4 separate regions of the Homo sapiens genome follow, and regions 2, 3 and 4 are each linked to region 1. A link is a loop called in an ENCODE intact Hi-C map of the cell type or tissue named here. Cell type or tissue: ascending aorta. All regions are shown on one strand. Region 1 overlaps PTPRE (protein tyrosine phosphatase receptor type E). Region 2 overlaps PTPRE (protein tyrosine phosphatase receptor type E). Region 3 overlaps PTPRE (protein tyrosine phosphatase receptor type E). Region 4 overlaps PTPRE (protein tyrosine phosphatase receptor type E).

Region 1 (5,000 bases):
TGCATTGAAGAAAGTCCTGACCTCATTCTGGGACCCTACAGAAGACCCTGGCATTCTCCACCCTGGCCACACTTGGAATTTCCTGGGGGAGCTTTGTAAAAAATGCAGCTGCCCTGGCCTCACTGTAGAACTTGGAGCCAATCATGAGAGCAGGGTCCAAGCAGGAGGCTCTCGGGAACCTCCCCTGTGACTCTGAGGCACAGCCCTGCTGGGCAACAGCTCAGTGAGCCTCTCCTGGCCCCCAGCTCTGTGCCCCCAGCCCAGTCCCTATAGACGTCCACATCCCTGGCATCACCTCCCCCAGTTCAAGATGGAGCTCACGTCCCTCCTGTGATTCTAAAGCCCTTCCCAGGCAGGTCCAGGTGTCTACCCCGGCCTTCCATCTGACTGCTCCCTGAGTGAGCCTGGAGGCCACAGGACGCCTCTTCCCACCCCATCCCCAGCAGCCGTGTGGCCCCTGCTTCCACACATAGGCATCACTCCTCCGTCTTGGGGATTATTGGTCTCAATCCCTTTTCAAATCCCTGCCCTGCTGCTACCCTATCTGGGCCTCCAGTTCCTTCTGTCAAAAATGCACTAATTGCTGCCCTCACCTGGTTTTGCAGCTGTGAGCACTGACCGAGTTAACATGTCCAAGTGCTTAGAGCAGGATCTGGCTGGCACTCAGCAAGTGCACCCTCAACACCAGTGATCGCTGGTATTATCGTAACGAGTATTTCATTTATTGCCCTGGACCCCCACTGAAAATAGGACACTTGCCAAAGGAGCTGTGTTTCCACCTCTGGCCCCTGGGAAGACAGAGGGCCCAAGCCTGGATTATCAGAACAGGGCAAGCCCCAGACACCGAGGAAGCTTTGAGGTTGGGCCAGTTATCCAAGCCTGGCTCGTCAGAGCCAAGGAGACTCATGTCTGGGTTGATCTGTAGGGAAACGCCCTCTCCTTACACAGGGAAGACAGAATGTGAGTTTGCTGGAGGCCCCACAGGACTGAGTCTGTCAGAGCACATATGAGAGAGAGCCAGGGCCTTGGTGGCAACATCTGGCCATGTGGATCCAGTTGTACCTGAGCTTTCAGTTTTGTAAGTCAACGCCCCTATGAACTTGACTGAACTTGAGTCATATTTCCATCTCGTGCATCCCTAAGGTCCCTGACTGATACGGAACCCAACCTCCCTTCAGCCCCGCCAGTGTATGGGGTGGTATCACACAGCTGCATTTGCACTGAAACGTCCTGGAGAGACCAGGGAAGTCCACGAAAGAAGAAGGGTTGCCCCAGGCTCGGGTACAGTGCCTCTAGTAGACTTACCCATAAATGCAATCTGGGTGGACTACAGCTGAGTCAGCCATGGGGGTTGGTCCCTCTGCCCTGCCACTGGGACTCCCCCACCTAGGAGCTTTGAAGAAGCAGGGCAGGGTGCTTGGCCACATGAGCTGTCACACGCCCACCAGCAATCTGGGAACTGGTACCCTGGCTGGGGTCAGGGAGCAAAGTGGACCCTCAGCCAGACCCAAAGCAGAGGCAGCAAGAGACCCCTCATGCTCCAAGGGGCTGCCCCTTCCCAGTGGGACTCAAGGTGCTCTTCTCACGGAGGCTTTCCAGCCTTCACAAATGCCTTGTGTCATTTGTTACTAGAGGCTGAGCTCAGGGTAACCAGCTATCAATTGCTTCCCAGGCTCCACGCACTTTCTTACCATTAGCTAAGCCCATTGCATTCAAACAGTTGAGTAACTCCCACCCAACATCATTCTAGCCACAAACTCGCAGCAGTTACCCTGAGAGAGCATGGCCACACTTCCTGCCTGCTAGGGCTAAAAATGGACACAGCACGCCGAGCCTGGCTGCTCCAATTTCCAAGATGCCAAGCCACTAAAGAAAGCATAACCTCCATAAAGCATTTACAAATTACTACTACACTGAAAAGGAAAAAAAAAAAATCCACTGCTAAGTAAAATAACCACGATTGATGTCACTGATTTCTACCCAGCACTGCCCATTCATTCAGGATGTGTATTTTGACATAACCAATAATAAATCATTTGTAAACAAAAGCATGCTGCACATAAGATGTTTCCACACGCTACTGCCTTCTCAAGCATCTCCTGGAAGTAATTTGCCAGGCGGAAACCACACCCAGAGGACTAGGGCCAAGCAGACAAAAGATGGATGCACAGTAATGAAGTCATAGCTTCTCACCTTCAGATCCTGCTAAAGGTTGGAGTGCACTTCTGTCTAAACAGATGAATAACCCGGGCTTTCTTCTTATGGATGCAGATGAGGGACCTCCATTTCCTGAGGCCCAGCACCATAAGCCGTGTTGCAGGCACAGGAAGGAGGGATAAGGGGTCAGTCCACTAGAGGCAGCACAGAACAGAACAGGAAGAAGGCAGCCCACGGGTGGCAGGAGCAGGCAGCGTGCCCCTGGGCAAGTCTCCCTTTCCTCATCTGCAGCTGGCCTCCAGCTCTGGCTCTAAATAAGGAGATGGAATTGTTCGCCAAACTTCTCAAATTGTTAACATCTAAAGCGCAAGGGTAGAATTTAACTTTGGTTTTTGGTGAACTGAAAGACTTGGACAAAAATTATGTTTCTAGTTATATTCAAACCTATGAGAAAGGTTATTGAGAAAATCACCAGAAATGAGTGAAATTTTCATTTTTATTTGAAGACAATGCATTGAAGGGCTGGTCCTTCAGTGTGCAATGAAGTCCATTTCCTGGGCACACCAATGGAGCCAAATCTGCCTCAGTCCTAGGCACTGCCCAGCACAGAATGGTACCTGGGTAAGGTCTGATGTGTAAAATAAAGGTACAAAATGAATTTTTGCATCTTCAAGATACACCTACAACTCCTATAATAGACTTGTCCATAAATGCACCCTGGGTTTCCAAGAACCATGACTTTGAGATGTGTTCCAGCCCAAGGAGGCCCCAGTTAAACTTCCCTCTTCCCTGAAGGGAAGATAACTCTTGCACTTCCCAGTCAGGCCAGTTCTTTGCAATTTTGCAAAAAGACTCCTTCATACTCCTTGAGAAATACACATCCACGCTCAACAGCCGTGGCTCTTCCTCGCGGGCAGGCCCTGCCTTTGCTCTTGCTGTCATTGTGTGTCTGTCCTCCGACTCTGCCAAAGTGACAACTGCCAGGATGCTGACTGGGCAGGGGTTGCCCAACAGCCATGAAGCCAGCCCTGGGACTTGGTTTGCATGAACAGCCAAGATTCTTTCAGCCTTTTCCCCAAGCTCCTTCAATAATTTTCATTTCTTCCATATAGATTTTCTCTCTTTTTTTTTTTTTTTTGAGATGGAGTCTCGCTCTGTCGCCCAGGCTGGAGTGCAGTGGCGTGATCTCGGCTCACTGCAAGCTCCGCCTCCCGGGTTCATGCCATTCTCCTGCCTCAGCTTCCTGAGTAGCTGGGACTACAGGCGCCCACCACCATGCTGGGCTATTTTTTGTGTGTTTTTAGTAGAGATGGGGTTTCACCGTGTTAGCCAGGATGGTCTTGATCTCCTGACCTCCTGATCTGGCCACCTCGGCCTCCAAAAGTGATGGTATTACAGGCGTGAGCCACTGCACCAGGCCGATTTTCTCCTTTTTTAAAGGAAGTTTAAAGGGGGTGCTCCAAGCCAGCCTGAGGTCTTTAGATAAGAGTCATGGGAGCCAGAGAGAGAGCAGGGTGACTCCTGTTTGTCCCCATCAGAGGCTGAGGGTCACCTCATGGAGCTTCTCGAGATCATTCTCACCTACTTTGTAAGTGGGAGCAGGAGACATCACCCCCTGTGAGCCGACTTCTCTGATGACAACAACCATCATTATATGGCTTTTTTTTTGAGATGGTGTCTCACTCTGTCACCCAGGCTGAGTGCAGTGGTGTGATCTCAGCTCACTGCAACCTCTGTGTCATGGGTTCAAGCGATTCTCCTGTCTCAGCCTCCCAAGTAGCTGGGATTACAGGTGCGTGCCAGCGTGCTCAGCTAATTTTTGTATTTTTAGTAGAGATGGGGTTTCACTATGTTGGCCCGGCTAGTTGTGAACTCCTGACCTCATGTGATCCACCTACCTTGGCCTCACAAAATGCTGGGATTACAGGTGTGAGCCACCGTGCCCAGCCTACATGGCATTTTATTAGGAATATTGTCTAGACCCTAAGAATGTACAGTGTAACCCAATTTTCAAAATAAAAAAAATTTTTTTGAGACAGGTTCTCGCTCTGTCACCAAGGCTGGAGTACAGTGGCATGATCATGGCAGCCTCGACCTCCTGGGCTCAAGTGATCCTCCTGCCTTAGCCCCCGGAGCAACTGGGACTACAGGCATGCACCATCATGCCTGGCTAATATTTTTTAGAGACAGTATCACTATGTCGCCCAGACTGGTCTCAAACTCCTAGCCTCAAGCAATCCTCCAACCTCAGCTTCCCAAAGTGTTGGGATTACAGGCATGAGCCACTGCACCTGGCCCTGTAAGCCAAATTTAACAGAAAGATGACAGTTTAGCGCAGTGAAGCACAAACATTGGCACCATCAGTTTCATGCTGAAAAACTCTCTTCGCTTCCCTTTGGACAGACCCTCCCTGCTGGAATCAGCTGCTTGGATTCCACATGTTGGAGCGGCTTCCCCCTCTGGCACCCTCAAACTCAGCTCACACCCTGGGCGCACCATCATCTCGTAAGCCTGTGTCTGGTCCGGATGCATCCAGTCACCCTGGCCGAAAACTGCGGGGCCTTGGTTCTCACTCTCATCCTCTCACCCACATGGTCATGTTGCCTATAAATCCAACCTGCTGAGTCGGTTTCCCCCGTCACCTCCATTCTGGCTTTCCACACACAGCCAGCAGGGGACCCCTTCTCAAACTCACAGCTGAGCATGCTGCTGGGCTCTGTGGGGCTGGCCAGGCCGCACAAAGGGGACACACCTGGAACCTGTGAGCCTCAGGATGGGGGGAGGGGTGTTAGGAAAGACTTGCTGAAACTATACAAATGACTGTGTGCACACATGCGTTTTTC
Region 2 (5,000 bases), 93 kb before region 1:
ACTTCAAAGAATTGCCCCCATCTTCTGAAGAATGTTAATTGGGCCAAACAATGTGCATGCATTATTTATAACTGCTCCTCCGGTTGTTTGGGAGAACATTTGACCCCAAATTGCAACTAAGGAGAGAACGCTCCATATTTTATAACTCAGAGAAGCTGCTTCACAACCTCCCTGGACACCCCAGCTGTGAGGGGACGCACCCTCTGCCAGTGCCTGGAGGGGACCTGTGGAGCTGGGGTCCCTGCCAAAGCCCTGGTCCTCATCAGACTTGTTAGGGTGGTGCATCTCCTGCTTTGCCAGCCAGTCTGGGACGGAGGATCAGAATCCTCATCTAGAACAGAGATGACCACGACCCAGAGAGGACAGGCAATTTGGCCTGAGGCACACTTCAAGAGAATGGCAGAGGTAGGGGCACATTGGGTCTTGTCTAATTCCGTGGTAGCCTCCTGCACGCACACATGCATGCATTCCACTACTTACTGGCACCTACTTGCATTCAAAGGTGAACACAACAAACACAGCCCTGCCTTCGGGAAACTCCCTCTACACACTGTCTTAGTCAGCCCAGCTGCCATAACAAAATATCTTAGACTGGGTAAACAACAGAAGCTCCTCACAGTTCTGAAAGCTGAGAAGTCCAGGATGAAGGTGCCAGCGGATGTGGTGTCTGGGGAGGGCCCTCTGCCTGTTCAAGACCTTTTTGCTGTGTCCTCAACAAATAGGTCCCCTGGAGCCTATTTTGTAAGGGCACTAATCCCATTCAAGAGGGCTCCACCTTCATGACCTAATCACCTCCCAAGGCCCCGCCTCCTCAACCCAGCACATTGGTGATCAGATTTCAGCATATAAATCTGGGGGGGGACACAGACATTCAGATCATAGCACATCCCTCCTCTGTCTACCATGTGACCGTTTAAAGGATTGCTTTTCTCAGCAGGTGCTGCCCCTTAAAGCTGCTGTCCATCAAACTCCTTTCTACTAGCAGCCCCCAGTGGCGCTCCAAGATAGGATTCTCCCTCCATTTCTAGATTATCCCAACAGGTTTCCTAACAGATCCCCCCAGCTATTTGTTTTGACCGCACACATTGAGAGCTGCAGGGCAACTTTATGTTTCCTCTACTCACGACTTCGGAGAACACTCTCTTTGCCACCCTCGACCCAGCTAACCGATGAGTTTCCATTTGGTAAGGCTACACACTTGAAGTAATACAGTTCCAGGGTTACGTTTTTCTTTACTGACACTCTGTTGGTAAACTACAGTCAACAGCATGTAATTATAGAAAATTATAATGCAGCACAGCAGTAACCCAAAAAGCTACCCTTTGGGAGTATTTTATTAAATAGACTCTTCTCTTTAATAGAAAATTCATGCCAATTTCATAACATGGCTTGCTCTCACAGTGGGAAGCACTACGGCGCTCATGAATTTTTAAAGAAATGCTGATTTTACTGACCAAGAGCCAGTAATAGAAATGTGTTTATTTGTTTAACAAATATTTACTGACTGTCTTCTGGATACAGAGCAGGGAAGGAGGCCTTGTTTAATTAACCAGATTCGACAACCTTGCTGCCTTCCAGGGATTTCTAGTCTAACTGGGAGACCACACTCCCCTGAAAAAGACTTCAGTGGGTTCAAGGTAGGGTTGTGGGGAGTGGCTGGTGCCAACCTTTTGAAAAATTACTGGAATCCTTGTATTTGACATAGGTGTCCTAGGTGCTGAATATGCCACCAGAGCTAGCCCCCACCTCTGCTCTTGTGAAGCTCCCAAGGACAGGAAATGATGCCTCGTCCATGCCTAGCAAGTAGCAGGTGCACCTTAATGACTCCTGAGCTGAGCAGAAACCCAGGCGTTCAACAGCACAGCTGTTAGGACAAAGCTGATGGCATGAGCCTCTCTCCCAAGGCTGGGTGGGTGCCTCGCTGCCATGGTGAGGAGCTTCATCTGGGGCTTCTCAGCAAAGCAAGGGTAGCAGGTGACACTGGATATTTACTAGCTCAGGCTCATGGGGAGGATGGGCCAGACCTCACAGGTGCAGGGCAAGGAGAAGTTTGGTTTATTGGCCAGGAAGTTGCTGGACTCTTGAGTGACCACAAGGTCAGATCTATCCTGGAGCATTTTATTGCCCTAAAATCACCCTTGAGTTGCAAAGGTGAGTTGCATTGGGAGGCTCCAGGAGGCGGCCAGCACTCTGAAAAGAGCCCCAACACAGGAGACAGGTGGACCTGGATTCACACCTGGGCTCACAATCTTGTCACTCTGAGCCAGGAGACAGGTGGACCTGGGTTCACACCCGGGCTCACAATCTTGTCACTCTGAGCCAGGAGACAGGTGGACCTGGGTTCACACCCAGGCTCACAATCTTGTCACTCTGAGCCAGGAGACAGGTGGACCTGGGTTCACACCTGGGCTGTCTATCTTGTCACCCTGGGCATGTCATCTGTCTCTTAGAGGTTTTTCCCTTCTCTGATCTTGGGACAGTTTCCGCCCTTAGGATGGGTGAGGACACAGGTGGACTCTCTGGCCCAGGTTCTGCTCTGAGCTGGTGGGAGGGGGACAGTGACAGCCACATTCCAGGTGTTTAGGCCACCGCCTGTGAACTGGCACGTGTGAGGCACCCACAGTTGCTGAGCTTGGCTGGGCACCAGCCATGGCACCCTCTTGGGGTGGAGGGGGGAGCCCCTAGGATGCTCACAGCCCAACAGGACAGATAGAGGAAGCATAGAGTGACAGGAGTGTCCTAAAAGGAATTTCTAGTGAAATGGTGTTATAACTTTGCATTTTATGGGCTCAACTTAGCACCTGAATTTGGAAGCATTAGGGATGGGGTCGGGCTACGGGGACGCTTCCGCGCATGCGCCAAGCTTGAAGCCCGGGTGCTATGCCAGAGGTGACCAGAAGGTGGCACCGTCGGGTAAGCCACAGGAACGTCTACCGCGCACCCGCCTGGTGCGCCCAGGCCACGCTCAGAACCTTCCTAACCCGCGCCTCCTCCGGGGTCCCCCAGTCACCTCAACCAGTATCCTTGCAGGATCACTCTAGAAACGTAACCACTTCACCAATGCCCAAACATTTGTTCTTAAATAGCTTTTCCTCTCCATTCACTCGCCGTGTTACAGTGATTAATTAGGAACTAGCATTCTAAGATTCATCTGAATTCCCAAAAGTCATCCTCACACCCATGTCCCAGCCTGGAATTTTACAATCTGTGGGTCTGTTATCTCTACCCCAGCCAAGAAATTTAACACCCAAATGGACTTTTCTTGCCTAGAATGACAGAGAGAATTACCCATTAAACCGCATGCCATGTTCAGGAAATTGGCTTTCTTCCCACGGAATCGATTCTTCCATAAATATTAAAATTAATTATTCTGGAGACTATAACTCAAAGTATGTACAAATGAAGTGTCATGCTTAGGACAGGGGTGGCAATTCAGGAAGACGGGTGGCTCCTGGGACACGAACCTTCTGCCTGCCTTCCGCTTAATGGATGGGTTACCAGCTGTTTAAGGAACCAGGGTTTAAGGCCGGGAGCAGTGGCTCACGCCTGTAATCCCAGCACTTTGGGAGGCCGAGGCAGGTGGATCACGAAGTCAGGAGATCAAGACCATCCTGGCTAACACGGTGAAACCCCATCTCGACTAAAAATACAAAAAATTAGCCGGGCGTGTCCGCGGGCACCTGTAGTCCCAGCTACTCAGGAGGCTGAGGCAGGAGAATGGTGTGAACCCGGGAGGCGGAGCTTGTAGTAAGCCAAGATCGCGCCACTGCCCTCACTGCCCTCCAGCCTGGGCGACAGAGCGAGACTCCATCTCAAAAGGAAAGAAAAGAAAAGAAAAGAAAAGAAAAGAAAAGAAAAGAAAAGAAAAGGAACAGGGTTTGACGGTTGTGGCTGGGGATCTAAAGTTGAGAGGAGAAGGAAGTAGGAGAGAGAAAAAGGCAGAGAGCACTGGGCTGGGAACCGCATGGTCTCTTCCCTGACCTGGTGGTGATGGGATCTGTGCCCCGGCAAAGGGAGGAGTTCTCATATTTCTCAGGCAAGAAAAAATTTCAATTCCCCAAGCCAAGCTATTCTCTGCTGTCTTTAGCAAAGGCTGGGCATACCTCAACCACCAGGCTTCAGAGTCCCTGGGCTCTGCCATTTTCTGTGTGTGGGCGCTCATGTACATTTGGCAACCTATAAAATGGGAAGTAATCTCTGGTGTGAGAACAGAGGGGCTACAAACCACCCCCACTCAGGTATCCAGGCTGGAAGGGCTGGGGACAAGTCGGCCTGGTTTACGGCCAGCAAAGGGCCTGGCACCCAGGGGCTGCCCAGAAGGACTTGAGGGATGAATAAGTGAGTGAGTGAATGAATGAATGAATGGCCCTCATCACTGTAAGATGTTCTATAAATAGGGTGACCACGTGCCCCTGTGAGTTCCAGACCATCTCAGCTCATGGTCATTGCTCAGTGCAATTATCAGTCTTGCCTGCTTTCTCTCATAAGGGTCAGGGCTTGGACGGTGACTCATATGTCCCCCTGACTCCTGGCCATGGAGGGGGGTGAGGCCACCACTCAGAAACAAGAGAGAAATGTTGTTGTCTTCATATGAAACGAGACTACAATTATGTGCTAAATAAATTTCCTCCATTTCATTGGTGATATTTAAACAATGAAGGAGCTGGGAAAGCCCAAGTTTTAAAACCTAAATGACTGAATTCTTTTCAGCATCTTTCAGGGCTGTCCTTTGCAGCACACGCACTGCAAAGAGCCTGGGCCACAAGTTCAGGACGACCCGAGCTCCAGTCCACCAGCCGTGTAGCTCTGGGCCAGCTCTTTCCGGCTCAGAGTAAAACAGGCACAATAGTGACCTCGCTGCACCTCGGGGGAAGCTCCACAGGGAAGAAGCATGCCCTTGGCACTGGCTGGCACACAGGGGGCCTTTGCAAATGTCAGCTCCGTGCCCTGAAGCAGAGACCAAGTCTCACAGAACCTGCCGCACCCTTCAGCTCTCCCCG
Region 3 (5,000 bases), 59 kb before region 1:
ACAAAACTAGATATTTTAAATCATATCAAATAAAGACTCTACAGCACACAATTAAAAGTTGTTATAAATTGTTATATTTTTAAAAAATTGTTTAAATGTATATTGTTATACATTTAAAAGCTGACCCATGAGGTGTGTTTGAAGCCCAAGAAGCAGAAAAAATACTTCTGGTAACTAAGGAATTTTAAGTCTATTTGGGCAAATCTACAGCTCAAATTATTCTTAATGGTGAAAGACTTAATACCTCTCCCCAGCACTGGGAACAAAGCAAGGATTTGTCCCACTCCTATTTAACATTATCCTGGAAATCATAGCCAATGCAATAAGTTAGGAAAAAGAATTAAAAGACATAAGCATTGAAAAGAAAAAAATAAAACTTTATTCTCAAATGACATAATAGTCTATGTAGAAAATCCCAAAGGATTCAAAAATAGCCACTAGAGGCAATATATGAGTTAAGGTCACAAGGTATAAAGTTACTAATACAAAAAAAAAAAAAAGGATTTGTATATGGAAACAACAATTATAAATAAAATTTAAAAGATAGTCTATATAATGCCAAAGCACCTACTGGGGCAGCTATATAAAACAACCGGGGAAAATCTGTTGAGTAACATATTAAAGCACAGAGGGTTTCCAGGGTGCAGTGGAACCCAGTATTACATAGAGCATGATGGCAGGGGACTGAGAGGGCATTGGTTTTTGGGCAAGAAATGATTACTTGAGGATCACTGCAGATAGGGGAACTGCTTTTTTGTAGGAATAACTTATTACAAGAGTCCATCCTTTCCACTCCCCAAAATGAACCAGAAAAGATGCTAAAAAGAGTGACTCGTGATGTTTGACTGGGGCCAAGCAAGGGAAGAAGCCAGGAATGGAAGTTATACCTCCAATATCTCAAGAGGATTGATAGAAATGATCAATCTTCCAATGCAATGCTGATTTATTTTAATGTAAAATAAAACCCAATGCCATGCAGAAGTTTCTGGAGCAGGGCTGCAGACAGTGGCAGCAGGCTTGAGTCAAACCAGACTAAAACCACATGGGAAAAGACCAATTTTGGTAGAACCTGTTGGCACTTTGCCAATGGTTGCACGATTGACAACCCCAATCAAACACAAATCATAACTTGAAATTAAACTTGCAGCTGATTTTTAAAAAATAAGGCAAGAATACACTGAACTCTTGCCTTATTGTGCAGCGGTGCAATCATGGCTCACTGCAGCCTCAACCTCCTGGGCTCAAGCAGTCCTCTTGCCTCAGCCTCCCAAGTAGCTGGGACTACAGGTGTGCACTACCACATTCCGCTAATTTTTGTACTACAAATAGATCAGGTATTTTATTGGTTTGTGGCTCACACATGATAGTAGGAAACCACAACTATCAGTTTCTTAAAGAATTAGAGCAAAAACCAATCATAATGTTCTCTAAAGTAAACCTTTACCAAGTGAAGACTTCCATTAGGCCAACACTGCGACGCTGATGGCTACTGTAATATTGAGCAACAAGTTGGAAACTGTGAAAGAGGCACATTTAAAAGCTGGGGGTTGGGGAGGTTGGTTTGAGCAGACAGATCCGTGAAGTGGGGTCAGTGAGAAGCTGACACAACATCCTTCCACTCATGGGAAAGCTTCCTGTTGTTCTCTTGAACGTTGTTGTCCTCCAGCAAGGGGAAGGAGAGATGAGCTTAGATTTCTCGGGCTGTGGAGTGCCCTGGGCACTGCTTATGGCATCTCTCCCACATCTAACAACTATCCTAGTAGGTAAGGCAAGACCCACTTTATTATTTTTAAATTTTTATTTGTTTATTTATTTTTTGAGATGGAGTCTCGCTCTGTAACCCAGGCTGGAGTGCAGTAGCGGGATCTTGGCTCACTGCAGCCCCTGCCTCCTGGGTTCAAGTGATTCTCCTGCCTCAGCCTCCTGAGTAGCTGGGATTACAGGCACACACCACCACACCTGGCTAATTTTTGTATATTTAGTAAAGATGGAGTTTCACCATGTTGGCCAGGCTGGTCTTCAACTCCTGACCTCAAGTGATCCACCCTCCTCGGCCTCCCAAAGAGCTGGGATTACAGGCATGAGTTACCAAGCCCGGCCGGTGAGACCCACTTTAAAGATGAGGACACTGAGGCTTGGTGAGGCTCTGGACCAGCATCACAGAGCGAGGAGACAGGGCAGCGGCAATGCCGGCCCGGGGCTGCTGAACCCACTCCTGGCTAGGCCTCCCGGAGGAAGCCATCCTACATTGCAATGTATGTTTGTCTGCTTGTTTTATTTTATTTTTTTTCTTAAACTGAGAGAGGGTCCCACTCTATAGTCCAGGCTGAAGTTCAGTGGCACGATCATATCTCACTGTAGGCTTGATGTCCTGGGCTCAAGCCGTCTTTCTGCCTCAGCCACCCCCCGAGTAGCTGGGACTACAGGTGTGCGCCACCATGTCCCACTAATTTTGTATTTTTTGTAGAGACAGGGTCTCCTGATGTTGCCCAGACTGGTCTCGAACTCCTGGGGTCAAGCGACCCAGCCACCTTGGCCTCCCAAAGTGCTGGCATTACAGGCGTGAGCCACTATACCCAGGCTTGTCTGCTTGTTTTTTTTTGTTTTTGTTTTGTTTTGCTTCTTTTGTCTATATCTCCTTCCTCCCAGTGAAGCTGTAATTCCTTTAGTGTAGGAATGGTGTAGGAAAGGCATTCTGCAGATGGCAATAATGATACTGGATTATTCCTTAAAATATTTTCCTGTCCTAGAGGATGCTCCATTATGTTCTCTCCTCCAGAAAGGAAAGCCCCGGGATGGCCATATATTTACTGTGGGAGAAGTGGGTCTTTGGAAGTAGCCTGGCCCACAGAGGCCTGGACCAGCCTGGCCACAGAGTTGGAGCTTTGGCTGGAGCTTTGGCTGGTGAGTCCCTGGAGCTCACAGCTGCAGCCACTCTGCTTCCAGGGAACAGAAGCAGGGAGGGAGCCCGACAAGGCCCTGGGAAAAAGCCATGGTGACAACATCGGAACAGGGGAAATCCACCCTTAGGAAGGGGGGCAGGGGCAGGCAAGGTCAGGCCAGTGAGGGCGCCCACAGGAAGTGGCCAGGCTGCTGGGTTGGGTCCTGATTACTCACAAGATATGGAAAGACGGAGCGACGTTATTGTGCATCCTAACCTTGCAAAGAAGAAAATAAAACTACAGCATTTAGAATCAGTCCCTCGGAACTATTCCATTTAAGGGAAACATTCAAATTACTTCTGAGATGAACAGAACTGGCCAATCTTTCCAAACTCGGACAAAAGGAAAATGCCTTTTACACACAACCTTGGCTTAAGGCGCCACAAGCATTCGAGTGGGCAGAATGTAGGTTGCTGAGTGGCTTGTGTAGCATGCGTATCTCCAAGCTAGTCTTTTAAACGAGTAGCAACCTTGAAGAATTTTTTGGAAGTGCATTTACATTTTATTTTAACATGTTTACATACATGTTTCTATGAGTATATCTAAAATGTGAACTTTTCATGATGTATTAAAATTTTATAAAGAAAGGATATGGAATAAAACTCCACTTCATGCAGTTAAATGCCAGAGATACTGACCTTGAAGCAGTCTTACTGTGAATGACCAGCTCCCGGAGCCAAGTTCCTCAATCCTGGCTGCCTTCTCTTGGACTCCAGTTTTTCCCAAAAGACACTGAGCTGTCCTGATCAATTAGGGCACTGGGGTAGCAAGAACTGTCATTCACCCTCAATCACAGTAACGCTTAAGCACCATGACTATGACCATTACTTTAGATGGACTGGTCAAAGAGCAGGATCATTACTCCAAATAAAAAAATAACAGAGACCTCATCACTTTAATTAAGTGTAGTGGGGAATGGACAGAACCGCAGCCACGGCCCCTGCGGCTGTCTCTGCATTCTATCGGACAACTTCATTCTGCTTCCAGTGGGTAATTCAAATGATGGAAGAAAGCAAAACGTTTCTGAATCATCTAGGCTTCAGATTCGCACTGATATCATACTCACAGCTTCCTTGTTTACCTTCCAGGCAACAGTAAAGCTGTTAATGTCTATATTTTCTAATGCATGAAAGACAGGACAGAAGGAGCTACTGAACTTGGGGGAGGGAGCCCTCCCTGACATGAAGGAGTTTAGTAGAATCTTATCCTGCCTTCCCCACAGCGTTAAACCACCTTGAAAAGGAGATGAAATCTTTAAAACAATGTTGCTAAGCCTGGGGGAAGAAAAAGACCCATTTTTCTCAACCATCCTTTTTGCCAGTCTATGACAGACGAGCAGGACTTCTAAATATTTGGCAACTTTTAGAAATTATTCATGGGCAGCTGCTCAGCACAGATCCACGTGCATCCCTGCCTGCCTCTCAAACTCCCTCCTCCCCCGACCAAGGCACACACTCTCTAATTACTCCACGGTTGAGGCACCCTCTTTGGATTAGGAAACATGCAAATTAGAAAGCCAGACAAATCCTCCTTTGCAAGTACGAGTGTCTGCTGGTTTCCATACTGCCTCGTCTGTCTATGCCATTATTATCAGTATCAAATTTGGAAACATGGCAATTTGATTCCAGGCTCCCTTCCGAGGTGTAGGGGTGCCCTCCAAGCCCCAGAGGGGAGAGCTATGAATTTGTTCACCTCTTGGCGCTGGGCATGGACACTTCTCAGATACTGACAGTCACTGTCATGTTTTTTAAAAAAATCTTTGCCCTATGAGTAGCTTCTTGGCAGGGGATCTAGTGTTTGAGGACAGGGATGGACGGTGTTAACTGCCACCAAGAGAAGACCCTTGCAGAAGAAACAGCCACTGTAAGGACAGGAACTTCATGCCAGACTCCCCGCCAAGCACCCAACAGGGATCACTGCATCCTCTCAATACTCATATGAGGAGTTTGTTATTAGACCCACTTTGCAGAGGGGGAACTGAGGCTCAGAGATATAGGGTAGCTTGCCACAAGGACTCCCCACACTGGGTAGTGCAGTGGGACTTCAGAGCAGCAGTCC
Region 4 (5,000 bases), 72 kb before region 1:
AGTTATGTGTCACACATCATATAAATTATGGATAAAGTAGAAAATGGGAGTTAGAGAAAACATGCACTCTCTGATAGCGCGAATTGTCAGGCCATTCTCCGAACTTGACTTTTCATTTCTCAAGATTAGTAGTTCATTTCCTTCTAACCACGTCTTAGAAGAAAACCCTTTCCTGGGGATTTAAGAAACTTAGAAGAGGAGCCCCTGGGTTGCTGTGACACCCCTGATGTAGTTCTCTGTCTTTCATAGACCTGAATACGCAATTTCAGTGAGTCTATTTCCTCAACCCTCTGCTCATTTTCAATCAGGACCCTAGATTCTGTGACCGGGGCAACTTCAAACTTTTTCAGATATCCCAGGCACACTGTGATATACACAGCAGACACATTAAAAAAATGCACTACAGCCTCACTGAAATAAAACAATTCTTATTTATTTTTTAGCTTTATGATGAATTTCAGAAAGGGGCTACTTGTTCTGGAGAAAAATGAAGACTCCCACTTACGCGGTTATTACAAATGCCTGGGCACGCACCTGGCTTTCTGACCACATATTTGAGTTTCTGAAGAGGTATTTGGATTTGTTGCATGATACTTAGTTTTCTGAATGGGGACTTGGATTCTAACCAGGTATTTGGGCTCCTGATGCTGTATTTGGATTTTAGACCTGGTACCTAGGTTTCTAGAGCAGGTGTCTGGCTTTCTGATGCAGGTGCATCAGCAAAAGGAGAGGCTCCAGGCCTGCGGTCTGGCCCTGAGGGTAACTCGGGTGTTTCCTGAGTGCCCCGAGGCCCAGGAGCGTTGGTGAGCAGCTGCCCTGAATAGGGGGCCTCTTCACCAGGGAAGCTCGGCTTCAGGAAGCCCCGAGCTGAGGCCCAAGATGCTGGGCTAAGAGCAAATCATTCCCAAAGAAAGAGACCCCCAGCTGCCACCCTTTGTATTTTCAGTGTGCTATGAATTTCGTGCGAGAACTTTTCAGTTTCTTCTGAGGGCCCAACCTGGATGGCGAGAACCCTAGAGCCTTGCAGAGGTGACTCCACTGAGCAGCTAGGGAGACGGATGTCCTTAGAAGAGGGGTGACCTGCTGACCCCCACGTGGTTGCTTAGCACAGACATTCGGTACCTGAGCCTCACAGGCCCCACCTCTGCTCCTTTTCTGGTCATGTTGTTTTCCCCATGACTAACTCCTGAGTGCTCCACCTGCCCCTCCAGCCTCCCTTTCTCACCCCTCTGATCTGCACCCCTCCTGCCACCTCCTTGCTAGCTGTGTTTCCCATCCTCTAGGTTCTTGGGTTCTACTGGGTAAAATCTGATCCTGGGGGCCCCGAGGTGCTGGGCACAGGGAGGAGCTTCAGCTGCTCACCCGGTGGGCTCACTGGTCAGTGCTCAGGACAGGCAGGAGGGACTCACTGTAAAGATAGGGCGGCCTGTGCTTCAGAGTCATCCTGAAGGAGTGGTGTTGAGGGGCCCAGGAGAGGGAACAGTTTGGTAAGGGGTGGGGCCCAAGACAGGAGCTACATAGCTCTGGTGGCCACAAGTACCTCCGGTGCTATTCTAATAAAGATTATGGATCAGAAAGGATTGCCAGATCCCTGCTGGACGGACAGAGGCCAGTCAGAGTCATCAGAGTGGACAGGGGTGAGACCCTGCGAACACTGTAGGGAAACACCTGATATTACCAGGCTTCCCATTAGGAAACCTCCCACGCGACTTCCCAAATGGATTGGATTTGTATTACCCCCAGAAAATGTTTCAAAAAATTGCACAACTTTGGAAAATATTTTTATAGAAAGAAATGTTTTTGAAAGCTGAATGAGACAGGCTCCTTTTCTAGAGAGCATTCCATTCATGATGGCGTCATGCTTGCCGTGTCTTAAGAGCCTAGGTCAGGTTAAACACCCTCTCTTAAGTGATATTAACATGCCTCCTTGTCTCAAACACTGAGAACCACATTACTCAGCTGGTATCAGAAAGAATTTTTTAAAGGAAAATGACTTAATTCTCAGCTCAGCAGGCGGAAAATATACAGCCGTGGGTAGTGAATCACTCATTAAAAATTAAGTCAGTCCGCCCACAACGGGAAACAGCATAACAGAATGTCGGTGTTGGCTTCAGATTGGAAGGAAGCCAAAAACAGGTTTTGAAAATAGTGATGCCTTTGAATTCGATCTTGCTCAAATAGTCTACTTTTGGGATTTCTAACTTCATCCCGGTGACATCCACTTTCCAGTGTGTCTTCTGTTGAGAACTCCCCTAAGAGGGGAACAGAGTGATATCGAGGGTTTCCATGGTTTCTGACGAGATGAAGTGGTTCACCTTCCCAGTGAATCACTTCTTCTAGCAACATAAACCATCACGCGGCCCCCGGAACCATTTGCCAGAATGGCCCTCAGAACAGTGGGAAAAATACCTTTGTTTTATTAACTAACATTTCTGTTTGAGTTTTAAAATCAAAGCCCACGGATTCTCAGCTTTTCCTTCCTGAATAGAAGCAACATTATAAAAAGGAAATGACCATATTTCAAATAAAAATTTTCCATTAATAAAATGCTTTTTAAAAAAATGTTCTTGCTTCTTTTGGAGAGCAGTGAGAGAGCAAAAACAAATGAGCGAGGCAGGAGGAGGAAGCCCCTAGGCCAGTGCTGCTTTCTCATAGGAAGATGACAAAACATTCACCCCAAAACATGCAGACACATCCTGCAAGACAAGGGGATGAGTGCGGCTGGTCCCCGTCATGGCCGACACATGCAGTAGTTACTTTCTGGGGATTTCTGTTGCTAACTCCAAATCCAGACCAGCACCACCCTAGAGCATAGAACTCTAGGTCTTGAAGATGTCTTTAAACAATTCTCACCCAGCCCTTTATGTTTTAGACCAAGAAGGTGTGACTCAGAGTGATGAAGTGACAAGTCTAAGTCACTCCGCTTTCTTTTCTTTTCTTTCTTTTTTTTTTTTTTTTTTTTTTGAGGTGGAGTCATGCTCTGTCACCCAGGCTGGAGTGCAACGGTGCAGTCTCGGCTCACTGCAACCTCCGCCTCCTGGGTTCAAGTGATTCTCCTGCCTCTGCCTCCTGAGTAGCTGAGATTACAGGCACGTGCCACCATGCCTGGCTAATTTTTGTATTTTTAGTGGAGATGAGGTTTTACCATACTGGCCAGGCTGCTCTCAAACTCCTGACCTCAAGTGATCCAACCACCTCAGCCTCCTAAAGTGCTGGGATTACAGAGGCCATTCAACTTTCCAGAACTAAAATCTTTCTAATCAATCATTTTTCTAGGCTCCTGGGCAAAACACACATTTATACTTAGTAGAGAAAGGACTCAAACATTGGCTCTCTAAGCAATATTTCCTGAAATTAGAACTAGAATCAACCACTTCATTTTTCAATATCTTGCACAATTATAAGCTTGCAAGAGATACCTGATAAACCCGATAAACCCTCAGTGAGCGAATGAACAAATTACTGGCTGTGCTGGAAGGAAACATGCCAAGTGTGTGAAAAGAGATTAGAAAGCTGGATTTGGTCAGCAGATAACATGCAGAAATAATTGGGAACTCTGGCCAAGATCAACTCAAGTGATCATAAAACTGTTCCAAAATATAATTATCAACCAGCAAACCGTTTGCAGAATCCACAGGATATGTTCTTATTTGTTAATGTTCTCTGTCACTTGCATAACTGTCAAATAATATTTTTCATAACGGAAAAGTTTTTCTTTTGGCAGGTCTGAACTTCACCTTTGGTGGTGGTAATGAGAGCCGACTGTTTTTTCAGTTGGAGAGGAGCAGCGTTTCAGTCCGAGAGAGCACCGCTGGGGACTGGCACTTCCTTTCCACTGTCCTACAACTCACTTATCCAGCCTGCCTGGGTCTCTGTTTTCCCCTCTTTAAGGGAGAGGTGACAAGGCATGCCTGGACTGCTGCCTCTGCATGTTTAGGGGGCCCACTTGAGATCATGAATTTGAGCATGCTTTGTAAATAAGTGCTCCATATGTATGTGTCTTATCAGAAATGCAATTTTTGTTTAAGCATAAGGCATGTAAGTTATCTGGAAAAACAGGAAATAGAGCAAATCCTGTTTTTCTAAATAATAATTTCACAAACATGAGATTTAAAAAAATTCATTTCTCAGCAGCAACATGCTAACATGATAGCTTTAAATATATAATATGTATATGTAAAATATAATATATATAGCTTTAAGAAGCTATCTATATGTATATGTTATAGCACTTGAACATGAAATCTGCACCATTTCTGATAGCAGATGAATCTTGGTAGAGTTGTTTGAAATCAGTTAAATACTATCAACATATTTTTTAAAAGTTGTTAGAACTGAAACAGCCCTCATCATAAAATAAACACAAATCCAGTTTTCGTTTTTTTGCTTATGCTCATTTCTATTCAAAACAAGGAGAAAAGCTACCCAGAAAATCTATTACATGACATGTTTTTGTTCAGTAGTTCCACAGAGATCCTTCCTTTCTTACCATTTTAAATAATTTTTACCAAACTCTGCAACATAATAAGCAGTTTTAAAAAATGTTATTGTAGATTCGAGAGTATGTGTGCAGGTTTCTTACATGGGTACATTGCACAATGCTGGGCTTTGAGCTTCTATTGAACCTATCACCCCAATAGTGAACATAGTACCCAATAGAGAGTCTTTCAACCCTTGCTCTCCTCCCTCCCTCTTCCCTTTTGGAGTTCCCCGCATCTGTTGTTTCCATCTTTATGTTCATGTGTATGAGCAGCTTTAAAAAGTCACCGCAGGCCAGGTAGGGTGGCTCATGCCTGTAATCCCAGCACTTTGGGAGACCAAGGTGGGCGGATCACCTGAGGTCAGGAGTTCGAGACCAGCCTGGCCAATATGGCAAAACCCATCTCTACTAAAAACACAAAAATTAGCTGGGCATGGTGACAGGTGCCTGTAATCCCAGCTACTCAGGAGGTAGAGGCAGGAGAATCGCTTGAACCCTGGAGGCAAAGTTTGCGAAGAGC

Evidence for each region. Hi-C counts contacts between places; a loop is a spot of excess contacts. Peaks named below come from ENCODE experiments on the same cell type or tissue, not always from the same donor. Only the 100,000 strongest peaks of a DNase experiment are listed, where the experiment ranks them.
Region 2: it touches region 1 in a loop (3-fold over the local background); 5 of 110 quality-filtered maps call a loop at or near these places.
Region 3: a loop joins it to region 1, with 2.9 times the contacts of the local background. A loop is called at or near these places in 20 of 110 quality-filtered maps.
Region 4: a loop joins it to region 1, with 2.4 times the contacts of the local background. A loop is called at or near these places in 12 of 110 quality-filtered maps.

The regions. Positions count from the first base shown.
Region 1 is chr10:127,916,854-127,921,853 of GRCh38, reverse strand. The region is part of intron 1 of PTPRE (protein tyrosine phosphatase receptor type E); the gene reads right to left. Among named protein-coding and RNA genes, the nearest start is that of PTPRE, 12 kb to the right of the region's middle. In ascending aorta, a CTCF peak has its summit at 2,340; DNase peaks (open chromatin) are centred at 1,753, 2,363 and 3,113; H3K27ac peaks cover 3,233 bases.
Region 2 is chr10:128,009,415-128,014,414 of GRCh38, reverse strand. All of the region lies in intron 2 of PTPRE (protein tyrosine phosphatase receptor type E), which reads right to left. Among named protein-coding and RNA genes, the nearest start is that of AS-PTPRE, 51 kb to the left of the region's middle. In ascending aorta, a CTCF peak has its summit at 2,882 (motif pointing right); a DNase peak (open chromatin) is centred at 2,894.
Region 3 is chr10:127,975,839-127,980,838 of GRCh38, reverse strand. All of the region lies in intron 1 of PTPRE (protein tyrosine phosphatase receptor type E), which reads right to left. Among named protein-coding and RNA genes, the nearest start is that of PTPRE-AS1, 44 kb to the right of the region's middle. RefSeq lists an enhancer at 2,969-3,469. In ascending aorta, no CTCF peak of the experiment used is centred here; a DNase peak (open chromatin) is centred at 3,018; H3K4me3 peaks cover 798 bases; H3K27ac peaks cover 2,901 bases.
Region 4 is chr10:127,988,376-127,993,375 of GRCh38, reverse strand. All of the region lies in intron 2 of PTPRE (protein tyrosine phosphatase receptor type E), which reads right to left. Among named protein-coding and RNA genes, the nearest start is that of PTPRE-AS1, 57 kb to the right of the region's middle. In ascending aorta, no CTCF peak of the experiment used is centred here; DNase peaks (open chromatin) are centred at 1,436, 1,955 and 2,355; H3K4me3 peaks cover 263 bases; H3K27ac peaks cover 2,446 bases.